Regions from separate parts of the Mus musculus genome. Here region 2 is linked to region 1. The links are chromatin loops, found by intact Hi-C in ENCODE. Cell type or tissue: gastrocnemius. All regions are shown on one strand. Each heading gives the region's core, and the rest is flanking DNA. Links, peaks and the distances in the headings are about the cores only.

What was found. A loop is a pair of places that touch in the nucleus more often than their neighbours do. Peaks named below come from ENCODE experiments on the same cell type or tissue, not always from the same donor. Only the 100,000 strongest peaks of a DNase experiment are listed, where the experiment ranks them.
Region 2: it touches region 1 in a loop (5-fold over the local background); 1 of 42 quality-filtered maps calls a loop at or near these places.

The regions. Positions count from the first base shown.
Region 1 is chr11:88,044,785-88,050,160 of GRCm38, forward strand. It overlaps Srsf1 (serine and arginine-rich splicing factor 1), which reads left to right and starts at 2,589. Exons shown (of 4, transcript NM_173374.4): 1 at 2,589-3,248; 2 at 3,706-3,890; 3 at 4,259-4,431; 4 at 4,628-5,376. The coding sequence starts at 3,055. The coding sequence ends at 4,822. In gastrocnemius, for the core only: a CTCF peak has its summit at 2,764; DNase peaks (open chromatin) are centred at 1,862, 2,541, 2,837 and 3,515; H3K4me3 peaks cover 3,340 bases; H3K27ac peaks cover 3,082 bases.
Region 2 is chr11:87,427,163-87,432,538 of GRCm38, forward strand. All of the region lies in intron 1 of Tex14 (testis expressed gene 14), which reads left to right. Among named protein-coding and RNA genes, the nearest start is that of Gm22068, 3.1 kb to the left of the region's middle. In gastrocnemius, for the core only: CTCF peaks have their summits at 2,831 (motif pointing right) and 4,696 (motif pointing right); DNase peaks (open chromatin) are centred at 846, 924 and 963; H3K27ac peaks cover 483 bases.

The DNA of each region.
Region 1 (5,376 bases), core at 135-5,134:
CACTGTTCTACATTTTTCAAGGAACAGTCAGTAAATAATCAGTATTCATTATTGGTAACATAATTTAACTAGGCGAAATGAGACACACATAAACTAAATAAAAAGATATGTACTGCTTAGCAAGGCCTACTAGAGAAGCCATAGAAATAAATGGGTCATTGAACTGGATAAATCTTTCTGAAGTGTTACCCAACCTCAGATACTTTATTATAATAACACAAAATTAACCAGTATTATGTTCATAACCAGTGAGCAATTAAAGATGAAAAAACAAAGATATGTACTATTTCTTTCATTTTCTGAAAATATGTGTAATTAAAACAAAAACCAAGTCAATTTTTCCCAGAATATTTAGGTTTTTTTTGTTTGTTTGTTTTTTTGTTTGCTTGTTTTTCAAGACAGGGTTTCTCTGTGTAACCCTGGCTGTCCTGGAATTCACTCTGTAGATCAGGTTGGCCTTGAACTCAGAAATCCACCTGCCTCTGCCCAGCGAGTGCTGGCGTGGGCCACCACTGCCTGGTCAGTTGAATATTTAGAACTTTGTCTTTTTTTTTAGTAGTAAAAATAACAAAGTTATCACCAAAGAGGTCAATATTAGCATAAATGTTAAAAAAATATAAAATTTTACTTTATTTTATTATATTTTTTTTGTTTGTTTTTTAGTTTTGTTTTTCGAGACAGGGTTTCTCTGTGTAGCCCTGGCTGTCCTGGAACTTACTCTGTAGACCAGGCTGGCCTTGAACTCAGAAATCCCCCTGCCTCTGCCTCCTGAGTGCTGGGATTAAAGGTGTATGCCACCTCGGCTGGCTTTGTTTTTGAAGCAGGGTAGACTCCCAGTGAGCTCACTATTTTCCTTGGTATCTTAATCTCCTGAGGGCTGAGATTACTGATGTGGGCTCCCATGCTTTTATGACTAACAACAACAAAAAACTGTTTTTTTTCCCCTGAACTATTTAGATTTTAAAATCGCTTAAAAATTGGATATATTATGCTCTCCTCTTCTTTACTGTGACTTCTGGTGAGAGTAGTCAAATTTGCAGTAGATCTCCCAAAATTCAACAAGTTCTTCAGGCATTTTGCCTAGAAACCTTATACATCACTTCTGCCTCTCCCCCACTCTCACTGTCCTTGATTTCTCCAGCCAGTCTTAATATTTAATGGTTTCATTTTAAGCAGCCCCACATCCTTGGACTGTTGTAAATAAATGATAACATCCAGGGGCAGCAATGACTCAGTGACTCATCTGGTTAAGGTGCTCCTCCCAAGCCTGACGTTTCATCTCGGGGGCTCACATGGCATGAGTGGTGAACTGCACCTTATTTTCTGACTTTCACACATGGGCCATGGCATGACCCACCACCCCAAGACACAATATGCATAACATAAAAATTAAAAACTAAAAATTACAGTATAAAGAATCACCCTTAGAACCTGTGGGGATCCGACTTAGCATATTTATTAGTGATAGGGTCGACACAGCTCTGGCTGGCCTTGAACCCTGAAATTCCGCTTCCCAAAAACTTCAAGAGGCATTTACCACTACGCCTGGCTGTCTCTATCCAATCATGAAAGGCTCTGGTTTTAGCTGGGAGGTAGTGACTTTGATCCCAGCACTCAGAAGGCAGGAACTCCAGGACAGCCAGGGGTACACAGAGAAATCGTGTCTCAAACAAAACAACCCCAAAACAAAAACAACACCAAGAAAACGTTTTGTTTTTCAATATTTTTAATAGAAAGGGTTTCCCTGAATGTCCCGGGCTAACCTTTCCCCCCGCCTCCCCTTTGGTTTTTCGAGACAGGGCTTCTCTGTATAGCCCTGGCTGTCCTGGAACTCACTCAGTAGACCAGGCTGGCCTCGAACTCTGAAATCCGCCTGCCTCTGCCTCCCGAGCGCTGGGATTAAAGGCATGCGCCACCACTGCCTGGCTCCGGGATAACCTTTACTAGAACTGTGTATAACAGGGTAGGCTGGACCCTCCTTGCCTCAGCTTCCGGAGTGATAGGATTTCAGGCACACAAGCTTAAGTCCAGATTGGTTTGCTTTTATTATAATTCGAGTTCATTAACAACACTACAAGGCCGTATGATTTCACACGTAAGGCTCTTCTATTCCCGTTATTACAAAACAAAGAAGCAAAATTGTGGTATCCAATGCAAGAATCCTTTTGCAGATAATCTTGGCAAAATAAACAAATAAATAAATAATCTCCCTAGACCAGCACAGAACCGGGATCTCGGCTCTGCAGTTAAACTGTTTTATCACTCTTCCTTTTTCATCCTTAGAAAGGAGGAAGAGGAAAACTCAAGGCACAGTTTTCATTTAGATAGATATGGAGGATCCGTCTAGACACTTTAACTAAGATGCAGCCCACCGCAGGTTCCCAGAGGCAGAAGCCACACTGCTCCGCTTCGGCTTTTAAATGAAATCACCTGCAACTCCCGCCGGCGGCACCGAAGTGCAGAAGATGCCCAGGTTTCCGGAGCAACAGCTCAGCGTCATCTATCTCCGCCCCGCGGCGCCTTTCCCGCCAAAGGCCGTTACCACCGCGGAGCATGGTGGGACACGCTTGCAAGATAGGTTTCACCCAATCTTTTTAGAGCGCCGAGCTGCTTTCAGAGAGGGTCTACCCCCGAGGTGGCCGACGATTCTGGACTCAGTGGGGATTAATAATAACCGCTTTAACCAGAGCATGTGATTTTTACTAAACGCCTGGACGTTCCAGCAGCCAGTCAACCCGCCAGGACGCGAGGGACTTTTTCCCCTCCGTGCGGAGGGTGACGTCGCGCGTGCGCGAGCGTGCTTCTCAGCACCCGTTAGAGGCGTGCGCCTGCGCACTGGGAGGGACGAGCCGCTTCCTCCGGCTTCTCTTCCTCCCCCTCCCCCCCGGTATCAGTGCGCCGAGCTGATAAAGGCGCCATTTTGGAGCGGCCGCGGGAGACGTGGTGCCGCTGAGGGCTCGCTCTGCCGTACGCTAGGCTTGGTAGGAAGGCCTCTTTTTTTTTTTTTCCTTCCCCCCCCCCGAGTCCGCGCTTTTCGTCGTCGCCGCCGCCGCCATGTCGGGAGGTGGTGTGATCCGTGGCCCGGCGGGGAACAACGACTGCCGCATCTACGTGGGTAACCTACCTCCGGATATCCGAACCAAGGACATCGAGGACGTGTTTTACAAATACGGCGCCATCCGCGACATCGACCTGAAGAACCGCCGCGGGGGACCGCCCTTCGCCTTCGTTGAGTTCGAGGACCCGCGGTGAGGCAGCGTGGGGCGTGCGCGGCCTTGAGGAGATAGCGTGGAGGAGTTGGGGAAGGCTCGGAGGCCTTGGAACATAATGGGGGGAGAGGAGGGGCTCCGAGGCGCTATCGCCCCTGCAGGAGTCGAGTCAGGAGAGCCGAGAGGCGGCGCGTTGTCTCCGGTGGCCGGCCGCCTCGGACGTCCCCCCTACCCCCCGAGCCCATGCGCAGCCCCCGGAGCGGGAAACCGAGGCGCTGAGGGCCGGCGAGGTGGTCGGGAGCCTCTGCCCGGCGTGGTGCTGGGTGGGGGAAGGGCCGGCCCTATTATGCGGCGCATGTGGGGCTCCGTGTGGCCCCGTGGGTGCGCATGTGCGCTGTGGCCGCGGCTTTTCACCCCCGGAGCGGGCGAACGAGCTGGGTCCGGCGGCTCCCTCCCCTCATCACCCCCCCCTTTCGCTTTCTGTGATCACACGCAGAGACGCGGAAGATGCGGTGTACGGTCGCGACGGCTACGACTACGACGGCTACCGGCTGCGGGTAGAGTTTCCCCGAAGCGGCCGCGGGACCGGCCGAGGCGGCGGCGGGGGTGGAGGCGGCGGCGCCCCGAGAGGCCGCTATGGCCCGCCGTCCAGGCGGTCCGAGAACAGAGTGGTTGTCTCTGGTGAGTTGACTTCGTGCGGGTTAAAATCTTTTTCCCGCATGACTGCTTTGAGTACTGCAAGGTTTTTGTTATTGTTGTTTTTGTTTTGTTTTACACACGGGGTCTTGGACTACTTCGGTCTTTGGGATGAATTTAGTAAATAAAGATTACTGTGGTGGTGATTTACCCAAATTAGGTTGCAGTACTAGCCTATGAAGATCCTTTACAAATAAATTTGGACTCTGGATCTGACTCTTACCAGCTCTTTACCTGGAAACACTTAAGTACAATCATTAAGTATTTTAAAATAATCCTTGTTCGAATGTACTTTACACGTTTGCCGTGGGACAGGATGAGTAGTATTAAATTAGGGGGAATCGCTTTTTCAGGACTGCCTCCGAGTGGAAGCTGGCAGGACTTAAAGGATCACATGCGTGAGGCAGGTGATGTATGTTACGCTGATGTTTACCGAGATGGCACTGGTGTCGTGGAGTTTGTACGGAAAGAAGATATGACGTATGCAGTTCGAAAACTGGATAACACTAAGTTTAGATCTCACGAGGTAGGTTATACACTTATTCTTTTTTTTGGCCAGAATTGGATACAGTTTTCTTAACAGTGGAATTTGAAGGTAAGGATACAGGCAAGGGTGTTCACGTAAATTACCAGAGCCCTGATCTGTCTTTGTATTCGTTCAGCTTGTCTGAAGACAGGTGAAAGCTTAGATCTTTCAATGGAAAGTTCTGTCTATCCAATAGGGAGAAACTGCCTACATCCGGGTTAAAGTTGATGGGCCCAGAAGTCCAAGTTATGGAAGATCTCGATCTCGAAGCCGTAGTCGTAGCAGAAGCCGTAGCAGAAGCAACAGCAGGAGTCGCAGTTACTCCCCAAGGAGAAGCAGAGGATCACCACGCTATTCTCCCCGTCATAGCAGATCTCGCTCTCGTACATAAGATGATTGGTGACACTTTTTGTAGAACCCATGTTGTATACAGTTTTCCTTTACTCAGTACAATCTTTTCATTTTTTTAATTCAAGCTGTTTTGTTCAGAATGGGCTAAAGTGTTGAATTGCATTCTTGTGTAATATCCCCTTGCTCCTAACATCTACATTCCCCTCATGTCTTTGGTAACTTGTATTTTAAGTGATGTCATAGACAGGATTGTTTAAATTTAGTTAATTTCCATGCTCTTCAGACTGTGATATTATGTAAATGTCTATTCTGCTCTGGTTTGTGTGAAATGGGATGTTGGGGGTGTTTGTGGTTATCTTACTTGGGGGAAGTTCTTATGTTTATCTTGCTTTTCATGTGTCTTTCTGTAGACATATCTGAAGAGATGGATTAAGAATGCTTTGGATTAAGGATTGTGGAGCACATTTCAATCATTTTAGGATTGTCAAAAGGAGGATTGAGGAGGATCAGATCAATAATGGAGGCAATGGTATGACTCCAAGTGCTATTGTCACAGATGAAATTGGCAGTATTGACCTTATACTAGAAGGCGAG
Region 2 (5,376 bases), core at 321-5,320, 620 kb before region 1:
TCTGTAGACCAGGCCGGCCTCGAACTCAGAAATCCGCCTGCCCCTGCCTCCCAAGTGCTGGGATTAAAGGCATGCGCCACTACGCCTGGCTTGTATTGCTTTATAATTTATATATAATTTGTATTAAATAGAAAATTCTTTGTGTGTGATTTAAGTGAAAATGGCCTCCTTAGGTTCATTAGGTTTGAATGCTTGGTCTCCACTGGTAGATCTGTTTGTGAAGGACTAAAAGGTGTTCTTGTTGGAGGACCATTTGTGACTGGGGCATGGAATTAAGTGTGAGTGAGTTTCTGCTACCATGCCTTTGAGATGCTACCATAAACTCTAACTCTCTGGCACCAGTTAATGCTTTCTTTTATAAATTGTCATGGTGACAGTGTTTTGTCACATCACAGCAACATAAAAGTAAGACAGCTGGGCATAGTGGTACACACCTTTAATCCCAGCATTTGGGAGGCAGAGACAGGCAGATCTGTGTTCCAGGCCATGATAAGTTCCACAACAGCCAGAACTACATAATGAGACCCTGTCTACAAACAAACAAACAAAACAAGTAAGTAAAACAGTGTAACCTCACACACCTGCTGATTCTTCTGCCTCAGTCTCTTATTAGAGTATTAGAGTATTAGAATTACAACATAAACTGCAACACCCTGCTATTTGGGGGTCAGGGGAGGAAAGAGTTTCTTGTAGCCTAGGCTGGTCTTGAACATGTGTAGCAGATGAGTCTCCTGCCTCCAAGGCTTATGACCTTGATCCTGCCTCTACTTCCCAAGTGATAAAAATGCAGGAGTGCCCCATGGCTTGTTTTTGGCATAAGCTCTCATATAATCCAGGTTGGCCTGGCATCAACATTCATAGCACTATTTGTACCTCTGCCTCCCGTGTGCTGGGGTTATTACAGGGTTAATTGCTACACCCAGGGGAGACTTATTTATCATAGGTTGCACCCAGTTGAGGGTTTTCTTGCCTTATTCCATGAAAGAAGGCAGTCAGAAAAGGGCGGGGGGGAGAAATTGAGTGCTGACTATAGTTTATAACAGTACATCCTATTCCCTTGATAACCTCTTTGGGGTGGGTGGGGCTTAATTTATTCATAGGTGTGGTGCCCCTTAACCCAAACACCTCTAAAAGTTCTATCTCCCAACACCTCTACATTGGAGATCTAGTTTCCAAAAACAGATTTCGTTTTACCAACTGGGGACTGTGCATACAAACATGAGTGATCTTTCTAGGGGCATTTGTATTTAAACCACCACATGCTCCCAGGCACATTAAGAGCTTACTGGGTACCAGGGACAGCTCTAAGTATTTAGCACCTATTAGCTCATTTAAAGTTCTCACAAGCTCTCTGGGTATTGTGATCCTCCTTAGTGGCTGGAGAAGTTGAGCATTTTTATCAGTGCTGAATCATTGCTCTAAGATTATAATATGGAGAAAGTGGGTGCCTTTTAGTTTGACAGAGACTTGTCCTCTCCCCCCAGGTGGGTTTTTAGCTCAGGAGTTAGGGTGTCAGAAGCTCATAGTCACATAAAACTTGAAGCTAGTGGCCCCTAGACTCTTAGGTTATGAATTTGAAGAATGAAATTCCTGAACAATAGAAGGATGGATTTAGAAAAGGCGTTTTGCTATAGACTCATAGGTGGGAGCTTGAGAGAATGCCGGCAGAGCTCCTGCGGAGCTGAATGGATCTCAGACGTGGGATACACTGACCTGCCTTAGAATGTAAGGCTTTGTAAAGGACTGACTAGGGTGAGCGATGGGGAGGGAGACGGCTCAACCATGAAACGTTCAGGTGTCTTTCTCAGATTTTTTTCATGTCTTCATGTACAAGTTCCAAGAAGGGTGCTCATGTAGGGGAGAGATGAAGAGGAAACAGACTTTCCTTGTGGTATTTTTACTTCTGGCCAAAGCAGAACCAAAGACATCTTGACTTAAATATTTCTAGAATTAAGCAAGGACAGAACTGTCCAGAAGGCCAGTGCTTTTAGTCAAGGGAAACTTTCGTGGCCCTCTGCTCTAAGACCATCCTGCCCTGTTCTTACCAGTTACATGAGAAGGTAAAAAGCTAGGCCAGGATCTTAGAATAAACTGGGAACATAGCATACTATGTCCCACATTTATTTACTTTGGCAATGAAATAGTTCCTTTTGTATCTTAGCCTTTCAGAGCTTATATTCTTCTAATTATTTTTTCTCATTATAGATAGATAGATAGATAGATAGATAGATAGATAGATAGGTGAGATGATCCCACATAGCCCAGATTGGCCTCAAATTTGCTAAATTTCTGATTCTTCTGCCTGTTTCCCAAATGCTGGGATTATAGGCATGTACCACTATTGCCATCTGTGGGGTGATACTGTTCCTGGGAGACCTGAGCAAGCGTCTCCTCATACTATCTAGAGAGCTGATGAAACACTAGAGTAATAATATCACCGATGTTTAACTAGATGAACCAGGGAGCTTATTGGGTTACTTACAGATATGGATGAGGGGTTACTTACTGGATCATAGAGGACTCAAAGACGGCTGCATCACCAAAAGACCACCCCATTATATGTGATCCTCCCAAAAGCTGGAACCCCGGAGCTCTCTATGCAACCTGAATGCAGCTGGACAGTGGGAGAGTCTCCTCTGTATTAGAGTCCTTGCCGCTTACATAACCTTGAGGAAGGAGGGGCTTTATGCACCTGTCAAGTTTCCTGAGATTTTTGAGCTGTTTACTTTCTGAGTCTTTTTTTTTTTTTTTTTTTTTATTTATTTATTTATTTATTTATTTCATGGATGTGAGTACATTGTCGCTATCTTCAGACACACCAGAAGAGGGCATCAGATCCCATTACACATGGTTGTGAGGCACCATGTGGTTGCTGGGAATTGAAGAACAATCAATGTTCTTAACCTCTGAGCCATCTCTCCAGCCCCCTACTTTCTGAGTCTTAAAGACTTCCTTTAGAATTTTCTGAGTCTTTAAAAATTCTGTTATTTTATGTGTATGGATAATTTGCTTGCATATATATCTGTATAATATATGTGTGTGTTTGGTGTCATAGGAGGTCAGAAAAAGGCAGTGAACCCCCTGGAGCTAGAATTGTGAATGGTTTGTGAGTTACCATGTGGGTTCTGGGAGCCAAACCTGAGTCCTCAGTGAGAATAGCAAATGTTCTTAATTGCTGGAACTGAAAAAAATGGTTTTTAGTTGCATCTGGTTTCCTGCTTGGCTTATGCCCATAACCCCAGTATTCAGAGGCTAAGGCAGACAGATTGCTTTATGTTTGTTTGGCTAGCCTGGGCTACAGTGTGAGATCCCCTCCCCACCTTGTTAAATAAATAACGAGCCTGGCATGGCTGTGCTTGCCCTGTAACCCCAGAACTTGGGAGGAAAAGCAGGAGGATCTGGAGCTTCACTTGGATTTGAAGTTCTAGGTCAACTTCAGCTACACTGGGCCTTGTCAAGACACAAGTACAGCCATCAAAACAACAGCAACAACAAGCCTAGCTATGTAAGCAAGCCATACCTGTTATCCAAGCACTTAAAAACTAAGGCAGAAGGATTGACGTTTGAAGCCAGGCCTAAGTTGTCTAGCACCTTTTAGGCTAGCCTGGGCTATAGAGTGGGGGGAACCTGGCACATCTTATCAGTCTTGCGTTTTTAGTTTAGTTTTTTTTTTTTTCTTCTGTTGCTGTGGTTGTCAAAAGCAACTTAAAGGTGAGGGTTTACGGCGGCTTCCAGTTTGGGGGTGTGCAGAGAAATCCCCGGGAGGTGCTTGAGGTGGGCAATTTCATAGCTACAGCCAATAAACAGAGAGCAGCAGATGCCTGTGCTAGCCTCACTTCCTCCTCTTTATCCAGCCCAGCATCCCAGATGAGGGAAACGGTGCTCTCTGCCATGGGTGGATCTTCCAACTTCAGTTAGCCTAATCAAAACGATCTCCCACAGGTGTGCACCTCTGAGGTGATTTTCTGTCAGGTCAGCAGTTAAGACTGCCCATCACACTGCTTCACCCTAAAATTGCATCTGTAAAACGCTGACACCATTGCATACACTAGCAAGATTTTATTGAAAGGACGCAGATGTAGCTGTCTCTTGTGAGACTTTGCCGGGGCCCAGCAAACACAGAAGTGGATGCTCACAGTCAGCTAATGGATGGATCATAGGGCTCCCAATGGAGGAGCTAGAGAAAGTAGCCAAGGAGCTAAAGGGATCTGCAACCCTATAGGTGGAACAACATTATGAGCTAACCAGTACCCCGGAGCTCTTGACTCTAGCTGCATATATATCAAAAGATGGCCTAGTCGGCCATCACTGGAAAGAGAGGCCCATTGGACTTGCAAACTTTATATGCCCCAGTACAGGGGAATTCCAGGGCCAAAAAGGGGGAGTGGGTGGGCAGGGGAGTGGGGGTGGGTGGATATGGGGGACTTTTGGTATAGCATTGGAAATGTAAATGAGTTAAATACCTAATAAAAAATGGAAAAAAAAATTGCATCTGTAGTAAAAATGTAAAAAAGGTTTTTTCTAGGCCTTATTCTGTAAACAGTGCGGCCTAACTTTGCATAGGACTCATCTCCAATATTACAAGCAATCTAGACAGCATTGTAAGTTCACTGGGAAGGTATGCATGCAAATACTATTTATTCCACTTTTTTTTAGATTTATTTATTATATCTAAGTACACTGTAGTTATCTTCAGACAGACCAGAAGAGGGCATCAGATCTCATTACAGATGGTTTTTTAGCCACCATGTGGTTTCTGGGATTTGAACTCAGGACCTTTGGAAGAGTAGTCAGTGCTCTTAACCGCTGAGCCATCTCTCCAGCCCCACTATTCCATTTTCTATAAGAGACTTGAGCCGGGCGGTGGTGGCGCATGCCTTTAATCCAGCACTTGGGAGGTAGAGGCAGGCAGATTTCTGAGTTCGAGGCCAGCCTGGTCTACATTACATTCCAGGACTGCACAGAGAAACCCTGTCTCAAAAGAGAGAGAGAGAGAGACTCAGAGCGAGATGGCTCAGTGGTTAAGAGCGCCGACTACTCTCCTGAAGGTCCCGAGTTCAAATCCCAGCAACCTTACATGGTGGCTCACAAACCATCCGTAATGAAATCTGATGCCCTCTTCTGGAGTATCTGAGGACAGCTACAGTGTACTTACATATAATAAATAAATAAATCTGTAAAAGATTAAAAAAAAAGTAGATTGCAAAAAATTAAAAAAGAGAGAGAGAGAGAGACAGACAGAGAGAGAGAGAAACTTGAGTATCTATATCTATGACTTTGGTTTGGCATCTGTGGGGAATCCTGGAGCCACTCTTTCTCAGATATTGAGATCAACTATGTTAATGAAGATAGTTTTCCAAGTATGAAAAAAATCTA